Linked DNA regions of Mus musculus: region 2 is linked to region 1. A link is a loop called in an ENCODE intact Hi-C map of the cell type or tissue named here. Cell type or tissue: heart. All regions are shown on one strand.

Region 1 (8,000 bases):
AGGATCTTTTCTTTTTTGTTTTTCTCTAGCATTTCACTTTTTATATAGGGCAAATGAAAATGAGCAAAATTAGTTTTAATAGATTAATTTGTTGTAATAGTGTAGGGTTTTGATCTATTCAAACATTCTGGATAAAAGGTATTAAAATTCTGGATAAAATTCCATCTGTCATGGGACAAATCTAACATTTCTAAGTGCTGCTATAAATTCATGTATGCTAGACAGATATTGACGATGAAGTTACTTGTTTTAGAGGACACAAATTGCACACAATAAGATGCCATTTTGCTTCATGTATTTCCTGGTAAGCGGCTTCTGTGTTGTTGCTAATAGTGGTGGTGGCAGTATGATGAGATACTGACTCACTTTGTCTCCCAAAATGGTCCAGAATTCACAGTCCTCTTGCCTCGGCCTCCTGAGTCCTGGATTATATTTGAACCAACATACTTGATAGATATTTGATTTGGGGTTTTTAAATACAGTAGTCTTTAAATCCCCCAACATGATAAAATCAACAACTGCTAAATAGTTAATAGATATGCTTTTTAAAAATCATCAATTTGAAATTGTTTTAGTATTCTTTGTCTTTTCGGAAAGGTGGTTGCTTGGATAGGTGGTTACGTAGTTATGTGACTAAACAGTATCAATGGCCTGCCATAGAGCAGGTGCAGATGTGGCATGCATTAGCTGGGCCAGCCTATGAGCAGAGAGCAAAGAGCTTGTGCTGGAAAAGAACAAAAGGAGAACCAGTTTGTGAACCACTTAAGGCCCTGCTTTAGGGTTATCTAACTCTACGGGTAGGGGACTCTATTGTGATTTTGTGTAAATGACGGCACACATAGTATTGTTGAAAGTTTAACTGTGACTTCAGCTGTGAGCAGGAGCAGGAAGGAGCAGGAAGGAGCAGGAGCAGGAAGGAGCAAGAATAGGTTGAGGTTTGCTACAAAGGAAAATTTTCGAGTTTACCCTTGGATTGGCATGATTGAAGGAAGCCTTGGAACCAGTGTGAATGCCAGATGCTGTGTGTGTATGTGTGTCTGTGTCTGTGTCTGTGTCTGTGTCTGTGTCTGTGTCTGTGTCTGTGTGTAGTACAGGGGGATTGAACCCGAGTGTTGGCACATGGCAACTATACATTATACTACGCAGCAACATCTCCTGACTCAGATGTCTCTTAAATTAGCCACAGGAAATTCAGGAAGAAGGGAAAGTACCTTTTTGCAGGAGATGTGATATGGTTTTGGGTGTTAAATAGGAGGTGACGGTGCTGTGTTAAAGCAAAGATAGCTGACAGTCCCTTAGAGCTAAAAGCCTGAGTGAAAAGCCATTGTATAGAGCATGCAGATGCTGCTCCTCGGACTTAAATTGAAACTGCAGTAGTAAGCAAATGTCTTAGAGAACATTGTACCAGCTTAGAATATGAGACCGAGCCCTGTACTCTGGACATCTCCAGTGACTGGAGGAAGGTAGGAGAAGGACACTGCCAGAAATACAAATGAAATGGAATATACTCGGGTCAACACAGCACATTGGCCAGAGGGGAAAGAACTAAGGGAAGGGATCATAGAAATGAAACTATCAGGGTGATGCCAAATGCTATAACATTCATAGAAAGCCAAGAACTGGTCCCTGGCTTGAAGCCTGCTGGTGACGATCAAAAACAGACTCTGAGGACTGAAGAGTGGGTGCGGTGAGACAGCAGATTACTATCAGTAACCTGCTTCCTAGGGAGATGGTGGTCAAATGCAGTGCTGAACCGAGAATAGACAGCTAAGTAAAGAGATACTAGACGGCCTTGTTTTATTGCAGGCAGAAGTGAAACACTGGTGGACAAAGGTGAAGGGAAGCCAGTGGCAGTGCTGAGTGGTAGGGGGCAGTCAACGGGACTAATGCTTTCCTGAGACTGGAGCTTTTTAAAGCACTGATGATCTAAGCTAGGATGTAACGTGGATTCCTTTAGCAGTATTGAGAGATGCAAAAGCTTGTTAAGATGCAGGCTTGCAATCCTTTGTTTTTTGTGTGTCAGTGGGGAGAGGAGAGGTGTGAGTCCCCTGTGAGCAGTGGTAGAATAAATGGGCAGTGTGCTTTTGCTGCCTAGAGGCGAATGAAGCAACAATGGATGGTCAGGAAAGGCCTGATGGAGAAGTGATTTTCACTGAGCACTTAAAGAAGGGTTAGATTCACAGAAGTGAAACTGGGGGCATGTCTTCTGGGAATAATATATTCTGCATGTGCAAACACCAGTCATTTAGAAAGCAAAGATTCTTGGTGACTGTAGAGTTCTGACTTTATTCTATTCTATCCTAATAGTAACACAGCAAGGAGTTTTACATATGACCAGGCTTCAGGTACTGACTTTTAAGCACTCTGTAGATACTCTTAGCCAGCGGCACAATCACCAAGATCCTTAATGTTTTTACTAACTTTATAGATGAAGAATTAGAAGTGTCAGTTTGTACCAGCCGCTGTAGTTGATGAAGACAGGAGTTGATATTCAGCCTGGACATTTGCCCTAGCTTCAGAGCTCTTAACTTCTCGGTTTGACCTCTGTAGGAGATTGTGGAGGACACAGTGCCATATTGGCCAAGGCCAAGTCTAGAGCGTCCTGAATACCTTCAGCTGTTAGCGTAGACGTTGTTTCCCGTCAACAAAGAGTCACTGGGCTATTGGAAGAAGCAGAATAAAGTTGTAAGATTGGAGCTGTCTGGCACAGGGTGCCCAGTGAATCTCCTGAGCTCTCCCTGTGAGTCAGACCTTTGAATCATGGTTCATCCCAAGGCCTGGGCCATACTCACCCTTATGTACAGGGCAAATGTTGCCTGTCCTTTTAGTGGTTTTTGTTTTGAGGCAGGATCTTACTGTGTAGGCTAGGTTGGCTTTGAGCTTGTCATTTTTCTGCTTCAGCCTCCCTAACACTGGGTTTATGGCATGTGACACTATGCCTGACTCATTTTAGTTTTTGAAAGGATAAAGTATCTACATTTGAAATGTGACCCAATAATTTCTGTCGTAAAGTTATTACTTGTGGTAGAAAATTCAAGGAGGTTGGTGTTCCCTTTTCAAAGAGCAGACAGGATGGACATATGTGAATAATATGTACAGAAAAAAAAGAGTCTTTTTCTTTCTTTCTCATATTGGCTAGCAATAAAAAAAAGAAAGGAAGGAAGGAAAAAAAAAAGAAAGGAAGGAAGGGAAAAAAAAGAAAGAAACTCCTAAGGCTTAATTTTACAGCTGCCAAGAACCCTGTGGTAGCGTCTGGGCCGTGATAGAGTGGGGAAGGTGGAAACCCTGCCTGATGCCTGCTTGGTTCTGAGACCTAGGAACCCCAGAGGCATGGCACAGGCCGGTCTGTTCTGTGCCTGCATAAGGTGGAAAGCCGAGTCTGCAATCACTCCACTGCTCGGAAAAGCAGAGCCAGCATACGTATGGGCTAGCTCAGTTCTGGTGCAGTCAGCTCTCTGCAGCAAACGTGCAACTGTCTCTCCCGCCTGTTGCTCTGCAAGGTGATGAGAGAAATCACTCTTGCCCGTTATCTGTAGCCAACAGGGAGATAAACCTTCTGGGAAGGTCTCGGGAGCAGATGACTTACGTGGTGTAAGTTTTCTGGAAAGAAGAGGCAAATAACAGAATAGCTGTAAACATCCAAACAAGAAACAGCATTAAACAACCAATAGTAGAATTCTTTTACAACAGTAAAAGGAAAATTAAGGAAACTATCCCCTTAGGGAGACAGTAAAACTGACAGGTTAAAGAGTGTTCTCCTTCAGTGAGGGGAATATTAGAGTGCAAGTATGGTGATGCACGACTTAAGAGCATGGAGCATGTCTTGGGGAAAGCCACTACCAAACAGAGGTGGCAGTGATCTTGGATTTGGCCTAAGGGTATTTCCTGTTTGTTGAACTATATTCAACAGCTTGTTTTCATTTGTGCCATGAGACTGAGGTAGGGAAGAAGGCACAGGATAGAGAACGGGGCGTGCCTTTAGGGCTAGATTATGTTAACCTTTAGTTCATGTGACAGACAGACGCCAACCAGTTGGTCCCGAAGGGACATAGCAGAAATTGTGAACTTGTTTATTCATGTGGACAGCGCCCCATTCCCACCCCCAAGCCCCCCAGTCCCTTAGGAAGAAGGAACTCTGGGTAGCAAGTCAGAAAACTGGCGAGGCAGTGGTGGTGCACGCCTTTAATCCCAGCACTTGGGAGGCAGAGGCAGGCAGATCTCTGAGTTCAAGGTCAGCCTGGTCTACAGAGTGAGTTCCAGGACAGCCGGGACTACACAGAGAAACTCTGTCTTGAAAACAAAACAAAACAAAACAAAAGGAAATTGTGATATCCAAGCAAGTGGTATTTCTGTCTGTTTCCTTCGTGCTGTAAAGTTATCTTTTTAGTCATAAAAGTAATTTTACTCATTCTCTAGTGGCCTTAGATGGCTAATTTCTATTTTTGGTGTTGAAGTTTATAAAGTGCTGTAATTGCTCTCCTCACTACCCAACACTGCACTCCAGAAACTAGTAATCATGAAGCTTTGAGTAAACTTCCTCTATAGACCATGTTTTTCTCTTGGCCTCTTTTGAATTGATTTCTAAGGCCTCTAATTGAATAGACTCCCTTTATATCTCTTCAAATCTGCTGATTCCAAATACTGTCTTGTATGACCAATGTATTTATCCCACCACTAGATGGCACCAGTGTACCTCAGAACCCTATCACTTCTGGGGAGTCCCAGAGCCTTGGAATTATAGCCTGGTTTAACACCCCCCCCCCCTTAACATCCAGGAACTGAGTCTCTGAGGTTGCGTATTACAGCTGAAGCCACGCAGGTGCTCAGAGTCTCCTGAGTCAGCCATCGTCTGCTCACTTCTGTTATACTCTCTCTGATGCTAGGGGGCCATATTCCAGCCACTTGTGGTTTTGTTTTTGTTTTTTGTTTTAAGTTATTTAAAATATTTAAGCAATCATTATTTAAATACAGGCATCACATTATTTAAAATAAACAGTTGTTTTGCTTTTGTTTTTTGCATTGACTCCCATACAGTGGACTCTGGCTTCCATAGGTCATGGCCAGCAATAGCAATGGCCTCCTGGCTTGCTCTAGATGTGTGAGCTCTATAGAAATCTCAACAGAGCCTTTCTGCCAAGTGCTTGTTTCCATTTTTGGCAAGACCCTTTTGATGCTCCCCTCCATCTGAACATGCCCACCCCTCTGTTGCTGCTTCTCTGTCTGTGCATGGCCTGACAAGGCAGCCTTTGGGGAAGGACTCATTTGTGTTCTGAAGGTACATGTTACTGCATTATTTCCCCCCGTCTTTCGGTACTGGTGACTGGGGTGGTGTGATGATTTGTATGTTTGGGCTAGGAAGTGACATTATTAGGAGGTGTGGCCTTCTTGGAGTAGGTGTGTCACTGTGGGTGGTGTGGGCTTTAATACCCGAGTCCTAGCTGCCTAGAAGCTAGTATTCTCCTAGTGACCTGAAGTTGAAGATGTAGACACCTGCACTGTGCCTGCATGCATGCTGCAGTGCTCCTGCCTTGATGATAATGGACTGAAGCTCTGAACCTGTAAGCAGCCTCCATTAAATCCTGCCTTTATAAGAGTTGCCTTGGTCATGGTGTCTGCTCACAGTAGTAAAGCCCTAACTAAGACAGGTGTATTGTCATAAACCATAGCTCATGTGCGGGTAGGATGGTATATTGAGAGGCAGTGTGGTGCGGTGGGGAGGGTGAGGCTTGGAGTAACACTGATGTGGTTGAACACCTCCTATGTTCAGCATTTCCTTAATGAGGGTGACATTCATTACCTAGCAGAGTTTCTGTGAGGAATACATGAAGTTGTAAATGGAAAGCTCGTAGTGTCAGGGCCTGGCATACTTAGTAGATGCTTGTTAAGGTGACTAGAAAGAGGGAACAGGAATGATTATAGTATATGAAAGGTTGGAATGAGATGTGGCTAGGCAAAATTAGTATATACTATTGTTAACAGAAATTTTGGGTTCTTAGTTCCATTAATAAGGTAATTTTAGAATAGACTTTAATGGAAAATTATGTATAATTTTATTAGTATTCAAAAAAATTCGCAGAGCAGGCAAGCTGTAAATCCCAACAGCTGTCTGGAGGAGGAGACTGGAGAGATAAGGAATACCCTGTCCTTTGAGTTAAGCTGGTGTGGAGGTGAGACACATGGTGACACATAGGGGCTTGGAGATGTTGTTTAGAGAGAGAAAGAGTAAGGAAGCCCAATGTACTAGAAAAGGCATATTTAGGTTCTGGCCAGCACCTTAAAGAGAAAAAAAAGGGAAAAGAAAAGCTGTACATTTGTACTCAGAAAAGTGGGCACGCTCACAGAGTCACTGAGGCTCTTGACTGTACTCGAGGCTGGAGGAGAATACGTCATCAAAGGGCTCATTATTCTACTGTTTCTATAGCATGGTTTAAGATGAGCTTGCCTTCCTGGGGGTAATCCTGCCTTCCTGAGGGGTGGTCTGTAGGCTTAGATATTTTCAAAATCTACTTTATTTAGGATTCTTAAATGCTCCAACCTCCCTTCTAGCCCACTGATCAGAGGTAGGGGAGAAAGGTGATTAAGAGGAAAAGGGGGTTGTGGACCTGTTTGAAGTAGTTCCTTGGGAGCAGTTCCACTCTTTGTTGTCAGGATACCAGCAGTCCAGTTCAATAACAAACACCAAATACAGATCAGTAGTGGCAACTTGATTTAACAGAAACAGCAAGGCAAGCAGCCAGAATGAGCTGGAACACCCTGAGAATTCCTTTGATGTAATTCTATGAAGTGAGGACTAGTGAAGAAGAGTGCAAGAGCATCCTCTCAGTTTATGGCCTTCCATTTATCTTCTTTCTAGACATCACACATCCTCTCAAGGGTCTGTTTTCAGCAAAGCATCACATGCCCTCTGTACTGGCTAGTTTTGTGTCAACTTGACACAGCTGGAGTTATCACAGAGAAAGGAGCTTCAGTTAAGGAAATGCCTCTGTAAGATCCAACTGTAAGGCATTTTTTCAATTAGTGATCAAGGGGAAAAAGCCCCTTGTGGGTGGTGCCAACTCTGGGCTGGTAGTTTTGGGTTCTATAAGAGAGCAGGCTGAGCAAGCCAGGGGAGGCAAGCCAATAAGAACATCCCTCCATGGCCTCTGCATCAGCTCCTGCTTCCTGACCTGCTTGAGTTCCAGTCCTGACTTCTTTGGTGATGAACAGCAGCATGGAAGTGTAAGCCAAATAAACCCTTTCCTCCCCAACTTGCTTCTTGGTCATGATGTTTGTGCAAGAATAGAAACCCTGACTAAGACACCCTCTTACAAAGACACCTTCCAAAAAGCATGTGACACAACAGAGTACACAACAGAGTTGTTAAAGAAACCGGAAATTTTCACTTCATATCCCCCATTCTGTTTTTTTTTAATAAGAGTTGTCTTTTTCTCTGTCATTAACAACCTACATGCAATAGAAATAATTATGAGAACCATAAAACTAGAACTTTATACCATATTTTAGATAAGGTGCTTGTATACAACATATCAAACAGAAGTCAAGCAAAACAACCTTAAAATTTTATCATTAAATATTCAGAGCAACCTTAAATTTCCATCGAAATACAATAATGAAACAAAACGACCTTAAATTTCTATTATTAGACAATAGTCGAACAAAACAATCTTAAATTTCTATCATTATACACCTATGCCAAAGTAAAATATTTAAGACTAGTAGGCTAATTGGTTATTTATTTATTTATTTATTGTTAGTCCCCATTTCCCCTCCTTTTCTCCATTTTTAGATAGAAGAGAAAGATCTCTGATTTAAACATTGTTTTGTTTCCTCCCGGACCATAACCAGTATCAGCCAACCACTCTAGATGATAAACAACCATTACATGTCAAACAACCAAAAACATCCATCCTATCTTTTGGTAATAGGGGAGTCATGTTCTTAAAATTACTTGTCTGGAAGTAAGGATATCTTTTTGGTACCCTGTGAAATTTTGGATATTG
Region 2 (8,000 bases), 560 kb after region 1:
TTTACTGCCTGTGACTGGTGAGCCAAACACCTTGTGTAATTCAATGTCATCGAATGGGTTTTCAGAAGAGACATTCACATCAGAGCTGGAGAGGTAGCTCAATGACTGAGAGAAAGCACTTGCTGATACTCCGGAGGACTTGAGTTTGGTTTTCAGTACCATGTCAGGTGGCTCACAACTATCTGTAACCCAAGGTCCGGAAGATCTAATGCCCTCTTTTAGCCTCTGCAGGCACCTTCACACACATGGCGTACAAGAGCTCGCGCACGCGCGCGCACACACACACACACTTACTCACTCATGTACACTAGATTCAAGTCAGCTGTGTTTTCTAATGTAATCAAATTCAAAGGCTCTTATAAAATATATAGCTACCTAATAGCTGATCATGAATCCACGGATGTAGAAATGATTGTTGTTATACAATTTTCTCTTCTACACTGCTGCTCCATAAACATAAAGATCAAGCCAGTGAGCAGAGAGTCTCATCTGAACTCCAGCCCTGGTTCTGAGGTTGGAAGGATGAGAGTACAGGGTTCTGCATTCTGACAAGTCTTGGTGAACATGCCTCCAGTGTATGTCCAACAGCTAGTGAGACACTGAGCAGCATCTGAGGAGGTTCAAACCTGCCCTCACAATGATAGTCACTAGTGTTTCAGAGGAACCAAAGAATGTGCGCGTTTTAAAACTGCATGCTCGGAACGCTGTCTCTGAGTCCTCTAAACGCACGATTTCTGCATTTCTAGACTATTGAGAAGGACAGCATTGTCCTTTGTTAATTTAAACTCTGGATTAACCCAGCCTGCCATCGCTGAACCTTCCAGTTTCTGAAGGAGGACCACCCTGTTTTAGGGAACGATTGGTTACTGATGGAAACAAGGCTGGGGGAGTTTGAAGAATAAATCGCAGTGCCTGCCATCAGCTTTGAGCATTAAAGTGCCGTGTAAAGTACAGCTCTGGCTCAAAACAGGCCTTCACACTTCTGGTCCAATAGGTCATAGGCATTAACTCTTGCTCAAGCGGCAAGTCTGGGAAGACTGGCACGTGGAGGCTGTGGGAGTGGCTCATTCCTTGAGCTCTCAGAAGCTAGACTCTGCCTTGTGTGTTGGCACTGCATGGGGGGGGGGAAGTGAGTGGAGGGTGAAGGATTTATGTTAGGAGAACCTCACACAAGAAGAACTATGTTCTTGTGTAATTTTGTTCACTTTGGGGGCCATTCTGGATTTGATGGCAGCCTTCAGCTAGTTAAAGGGGCCAAATGGCAGGCTCGTTTAGGAGAAAGCCCCTGATTATTGGTGGTAAGGTGAAGGGCGTGTGTCAGTGGTGTGGTGGCATGTGCTAACAACCTCTGCCTTCTAGAACTCCACAGGCTTCCCTATCTTGTTCCCACCCTGCCTCCTCTTCTTCCCGTCCACTTCTGCAATACCTTCTCTACCTGCCCTTACAATGTCAGTTGCTGGAGTCTCTTTTGGGAGGACATCGATATTTGATCCATTTATCATCCTGTGAACTGAGAATCTGAAAGGCAAGGCTGTTAAGAAAACCAAATAAGTTCAAACCAAATAAACCACTGTATCCATATTTCAGATGAGAGAAGGGAGAGGCAGGCTTTGCTCTCTGGGAAGTTTTCATGCCAGGCTGGAAGGAACTCGGAGTTATCAGAATGTGGGATCTTTGATTAGACATTTCCTGCTTGGTTTTCATGGGTCTCGGTGCCAGGAATTGTTGAAAGGCGCCCGCCCGGTTGGCTCTATCTTAGATGCACAACCACTGCCTCCTGCTGGAGGAGATGTGGCTGAGGAGGAGTAGCCTGCATTGTCAAGGCCTGCTCAATGCCAGAGTCAGATCCAGGCATCTTGCCTCCAGACTCTGTGGGTTTAGTGTGATCAAGTCCTCGCTCCCCCAGAACTCAAAGTGCATTTGAAATGCACAGCATTTTTTTTTGAAACATGAAAGTAACAGAGTGGCGAATTGAAGCTGAAACCTTTTAGTGTTCCTGTATGGTGTGCTGATGCAGGCAACAGGACGTGGTTTTAGAGTTAGTAGTGAGGGTTGCAAATCAAATGAAAGCAGTGTCAGCCATGCACATTGACGGGCCGGATGGGTCATGGGTCATATATACCCAGTTGGCCAATGATTCTTGCCCAAATAAAGCATAAACTTAATGTTTTTGGAATATATATATATATATATATATACACACACACACAAACATACATATACACACATATATAATATATATACATATATATGCATACATGCATATATACATATATACTGTTGTTATCAAACGAAGATAAACTTTTTTCTGTGAGCAATGAAAGGCAGACACATTTGAACACTAGATTCTATAGTACCCAGGAATCGCCGTGTTTATAATTAGACTATGTAAAGAATTTTACTCCCGATGGATAAATCATTCAGAAAGCCATGTTGTAAGGTAACTGAACATAAGGTCTTGATGGAGAGCTCCCTTCTAAAATGTATGCATGTCAGGTGCTTACCTAATGGGTTAACTAATGGGTTAACTGCAGTGTTGGGAGAGTGCCCCCTGTTGGTAGTCTCTTGTACTACAGCATACATCCACCTTAGAAGCATTCTTGAGAGCTCTGGTATTATTGGTCAGAGTGGCCCTCGCTTTCATTTTTTTGTTACAGTCTCAATGGAAATGGCAGTGGCACAAAGGCACACATTTCAATCATATTTTAATAGTGGTCAGTATATTAGAATTGTTGTCCTTTTAGATTGCAACTAAGCAGTCTGAAGATACAAATGCATATGAATACTGGGGTCACTAACTCTTTTGGGGAACACATCTTATGGATGTGTTTGAGTGACAGAAAACCAAACACCATAAGGAGAAATGAAACTGCCTGTGTCTGGAGCCGACTGATGAGCTGTGATACATCTGTCCAGTGGAGAATACTCTGCAGGCATTTTCTAACTGAAGCACAGCTACAGAGCCTGGTAGAGAATGCTGCTAAGCCATTTTTTAAACTTTTATTACATTTACTTATCGTGTGTGTGTGTGTGTGTATGTGTGTGTGTGTGTGTGTGTGTGTGTGTGTGTGTGTGTAGTGAGATCCTGTAGGTCTGGGTCAACAGGCTTGCCAGAAAACATCTTTACCCATTGAGCCATATTGCCAGCCATAGGCCATATTTTATACAGAGGCATAAAACAACTTGAGTAAACTGTCTTTTGCGTAATACATTCAAAGAAAGAACATGCATAGCTGTGTTGATGGCTTCTTATAAATTTATATCCTTTTCACTACTTGAGTTTGTTTTTAATACATATATATTGTATACAATCATCTCATTTAAAATAAACAGAAATGTTGACCTGAGACTTGAACTCAGAAAGCTGGGACTAGGTGTAATTATGTCATCTCTGTTTCCCGTGTGGGTGTTAAATGAGTGACTGATAAATAGCATGAGATGCATGAAGTGAATATACATGAGGATCCATGACAGTATTACCTAATGTCTCCTGTTTAGGTGGACGCTACCTAAAAGAAAGGATTTTCTTTTCAAATGATTAAGTTGCATAAGCCCTTCATGTACCTGCCTCTTAACACCAGTGTTATGGCCAGTAAGTTATGTGCTTCTCGGGTTGACAAGAAGAGAGATCCATTTCCTGAGATGCAAATCTAAATTGTATATCATTCTCCTGTTTTCACTTTCAACTTCAATCTAAACTTTATATTTAAATTTAAATGTATTTAAAACTATACATTTCTTCCTTCATTTTGTTATTTACCAAACATACTCTCTATAGTAGGCCAAAAAGTTTGTGACGTGTTCACAATTTATGTTTGGAAAGACAGAATTGTGAACTAGGGTGTTTTATTCCTAAATCTGTCTCCTAAATATACGCATGATACTTTCCCTGTGTCAAAATGCTGTAAATCTAATCTAGCACCACCTTTTTATATGGTTTTACCCAAGTAAAAGAATTTAGACTCTGCCTTAGAGATGACTGAGCCCGTGACTTCCACATCCTCGCATGGCCTGGCTCTCCCACGTTCTCAAAGATCCCAGTGTGAGCTGTTGTGTAACAGTCCTGAGGTGAGAAGGAAGACAGACATTTGACTTGCAGGCGACACTTGAAAAAATATTGTAACTGGGCAATAGTTGTAAAAACCCTTTCAGCGTTGATGGCGTAAGGGCTTTTCCAAGAAATGTCTTTCCAGAGAATGTTAATAATAACTCGGGAACATCCCATTTGGGAAGCACAGCAGAGGGCCACCGCGTTTTCTTAGGAGACCCAGGATCCCACTCTGGTTCGACGACTGGTTCTCCCCGCTGCACTAGGCACATGCTTTCAAATCTCCTGTATCTAAAATTAAGAGCTCTCTGTGAACTAATGACAATTTAATCCTGTCTTAGTGTGAGCGCATGCAGCCTTTTGGCCACATGTTCTGTACACTGTGATTCCCGAAAAGTAACTGCGATCCAGGTAGAATGGAGGATGGCTAAGCTAGAAGCTCATGCAAGCCTTCTAAGCTGAGTTGGAAGTATTCCATGAAGGCAGGGTTCACTTCTGTGGGGTTGAATGTTGGTGTCCAGGGAAATTATATGCTGTGTGGAATGGCTGGCCTGCAATTTTTACTGTTCCTCACTGAGAGATTGTTGTATTTATTTAGAAAATGAAACATCACCCCTCCCATAAAGCAAAAAAAAAAAAAGCTTTCTTTTTACAATGGGGTGGTTGTAAAACAACATTCAATAAAGAATTATGTCTATACATCTGTTAGCCTGGTTCTTCCAGCGTAGAATGGCAGTACCAACACCTGCCTCAAGGTGGCGATCAGGTGCTAGCTGTGCTACTGCCTGGGTTGTAGGACAGTAAATACCCCTATGTTAAGTGATTATTATTAAATCCCCTTCTAGAAAATAAGTTGAGTTCATTCCGGTTCTACATGGTTACCTTGTTATACAGTGCCAGCATCTCTTTGAAGGGAGGCAAGCATCCAAACCAGTATTCAAGGTGGGCATTCAAGGGAGTTTAGGAAGAGCTCTTAAGGGTGCCAGAGCATTTAGGAACGGGTATGGCCCCAATAGCTCTGCATGCTGACAAAGAAGCTTCCCTTGTGCCCTGCGGGCTTCTCTACCAGTGCACCGTGTGAGCTACGAGGGAGGCTTCATGCCTGTAGAGGGCCAGCTAATGACAGCTTTTGAAGCGAACACTCGATGTATTAGATCTACAAAATGTAAAACCTAGACTCTAAGCGGTTAACTTGAATATATACAGCATTTCACCCTAAAACAACCTCCTAGAAAATGCATTTATTCTTTCTTCTTGTTTCTGTCTCAAGGAAGACATTATATGTCCTGCTGTACATAAGTCCTAACATTGTCATAAATTGTTAAGCCTTCCCTTATAAATTGTCCGCTTGATGTCTCGAAAGTTCTGTAGCTGATAAGATAGCCCACAGCTCTTAAAATTTTTAATATTTAAACAGCCTTATTAATATCAGAGAGGTCAAGCTTAAATACAGCGGCTGAGGATGAGGCTCAGTTGGTAGAGAACATGTCTGCCAAACGAAAGGCCCTGGGTTGGATTCCTAGCACCACATAAACCCAGCATGGAGTTGCACTGCTGTGACCTGAACACTAGGGGTGTAAAGGCAGGAGGCTGAGGGCGTTCAAAATAATCCTCGTCCTCCATAGCGAGTGCAAGGCAGCCTGGTCTAGATGCCCTATCTCAAGAACATATAAGTAATTTGAATTTCTTTGTATATTTAAATACTGTTCACTCACTTATTCAAATTAATTTAACTCTCTTTCAACCTAAGGTCCTAATTCTTAGAGCAAATACCTTTCAAACTGAAATCCCAAGGTTTTCCCCAGTCCACAGCTCTTTTAAACACAGTCCACATCCATAGTACCCAGGGGCAGGAAGGAGAACTTCACTCTGAAGAAAGCGTTCATACACTGGCCCTCTTACATCTGCAGTCTGTAGAATCATCATTTTAGGCCACCCGAGGTCACTGGGTAGAGAAAATCCAAGATTGACTCAGGCAGTTATTGGAGAATCAAGAGCCAAGACACGAGGCAATCGTGCTCTCTCCAGCCCCATGTGTCTTTACTGTCTCCGTGTGACTAGGATCGTGTGGCTGTCACGTGCATTGGTTTTTGTAATTAGCTTTCTATGAGTTGGCTCCTAAGTGTTAATAGGACAGAATCAATTCAACTCTATCCAACTGCTTGTTGTCACCCACAGGAACTAGGTCTTATCTTGAGCCTCCCCACCATGCTGAAGGTTCCCTGTGGACAGTGTTTTTGTGGTCCCTGTCTCTGAAATGGGAAAGGGATAGCTGACCTGGGAAAGTGGCTCCATCAATGGCTCTCAGCCTTCCCAGTGCTGCAATCTTTAGTATAGTTCTTCATGTTGTGGTGACCCCACAACTATAAAATTATTTTCGTGGTTCCTACTGTCTTGATCATAATGTAAATATTTTTGGAGGTAGACGTTTGGCCAAGGGGTCGTGTCGCACAGGTAGAGAACCACTGGACTAGATGAACAGACATAAATAACAGTGGGGTCAGGTATAAAATGGGGGAGGTAGACAGGAGTGAGATGCTGGAAACAGCCTGAAACTGTGCTCTGGGGCTGGTGAGATGGCTCAGCAGTTAAGAGCACTGGGTGTTCTTCCAGAGGTCCTGAGTTCAATCCCCAGCAACCACATGGCACACATGGCCATCCATAAAGGGATCTGATGCCCTCTTCTGGCATGCAGGTGTGCATGCAGACAGAGTACTCAGGACATTAAGAGACAAAACAAACAGAAAACGTGCTCTGGTGGTTGCATTAGTGGAAAAGAAGCACACTAGGAGACCCCATTCAGGTTACGAGATCGCATTGTAGCCATTTCTTTAAAATATGTTAAGTAGAGAAATAAACATGGTTTGCCTAAGAGTAGGGGTTGTCTAAAAATAACAGACCCTGATAGAGCAAGGCAAAGTGTGGACAATGAGCTGTGGTCTGAGCCTGGCTCCCTGGAGTGTAGAGGACCAGCAGGTATGCGAGAGGCCCTTCAAGGTCGTTAGACTTAGACTGCAGCCTGAATACAGTGATAAGGTCCAATGTCCCTAACCACAGTCACTGGGAGGTCATAGGGCACATGAGCACTTGTGGATAGCTTGGATGAGGGGATGGACATTTAAGCCATGCTTTTTTTTTTCCAGGGACTACACTGTTTGTGTGCCAGCAATGGTTTGGCTACACTCAGTAATGCTAAGCAGTCAAGAGAGGGAACAGCACTAACGTCATATCTGAGTCTAAGTTAGCAAGCCAAAGTAGAGAAAAGAAGGCAGAAAATGAAATAAACCAGGCCAAAGTCCAATGATGTTGTTGGGAGATACAAGAAATCTGGTTGATCTCTAAAGTAACTACTTTAGCAGGCTCGGCTTTCCATTTTGAAATCTGAGATGCTGGGTCCAGTTTTCTAGAAGTTTCCATTTCAGTGCCAGCTTGATCTGACGGGTTTACTCTGAGTTGGGTTTCAAATATTTTACATACAAGGTTGCCGGGTTCGTTGTTGTTGCTGTTGTTGTTCAAGGTTTTGTTTGCTTCTCCTTCTTTGCGGAGCCAGTTGTGGTCTGCTCTAAAAATGTCTGTAAGAACAGCTCGGAAAAGCCCACAGCCCCAAGTGTGCCTGGGGTTTTCAACTGATAAGGTTGCATGTCCTCTTACCTTTTCTTTAAAAACCCTTTCCCAGTCTACTGTGGATAGAGCCGAGCTGCCAGCTACTGCCTTTTAAAAGTTAACCTCTGGCCAGCTCTGGCAAGCATTGGTAAATGACAGGTACTTGGTTGATCCATTCTCCCTTCCAGCAACACGACAGATTGCACCCCTTATGACTGGGGGAAAGCTGCTAACAAGAGCTTAAAGAGCAGCCCGAGATAGGGGTGGGACCCAGAGGTAGAACTTGAGCCTAGCATGCTTGACGTCCTGATTTGATTCCCAGAACCACAATTTTTTAAACAATAAATCT

What was found. Hi-C counts contacts between places; a loop is a spot of excess contacts. Peaks named below come from ENCODE experiments on the same cell type or tissue, not always from the same donor. Only the 100,000 strongest peaks of a DNase experiment are listed, where the experiment ranks them.
Region 2: a loop joins it to region 1, with 4 times the contacts of the local background. A loop is called at or near these places in 20 of 42 quality-filtered maps.

Annotation. Positions count from the first base shown.
Region 1 is chr17:74,806,348-74,814,347 of GRCm38, forward strand. All of the region lies in intron 13 of Ttc27 (tetratricopeptide repeat domain 27), which reads left to right. Among named protein-coding and RNA genes, the nearest start is that of Ttc27, 93 kb to the left of the region's middle. In heart, CTCF peaks have their summits at 4,668 (motif pointing right) and 4,868; no DNase peak of the experiment used is centred here; H3K27ac peaks cover 725 bases.
Region 2 is chr17:75,367,758-75,375,757 of GRCm38, forward strand. The region is part of intron 31 of Ltbp1 (latent transforming growth factor beta binding protein 1); the gene reads left to right. Among named protein-coding and RNA genes, the nearest start is that of Rasgrp3, 64 kb to the right of the region's middle. In heart, CTCF peaks have their summits at 1,777 (motif pointing left), 2,556 (motif pointing left), 4,801 (motif pointing right) and 6,753 (motif pointing left); no DNase peak of the experiment used is centred here; H3K27ac peaks cover 265 bases.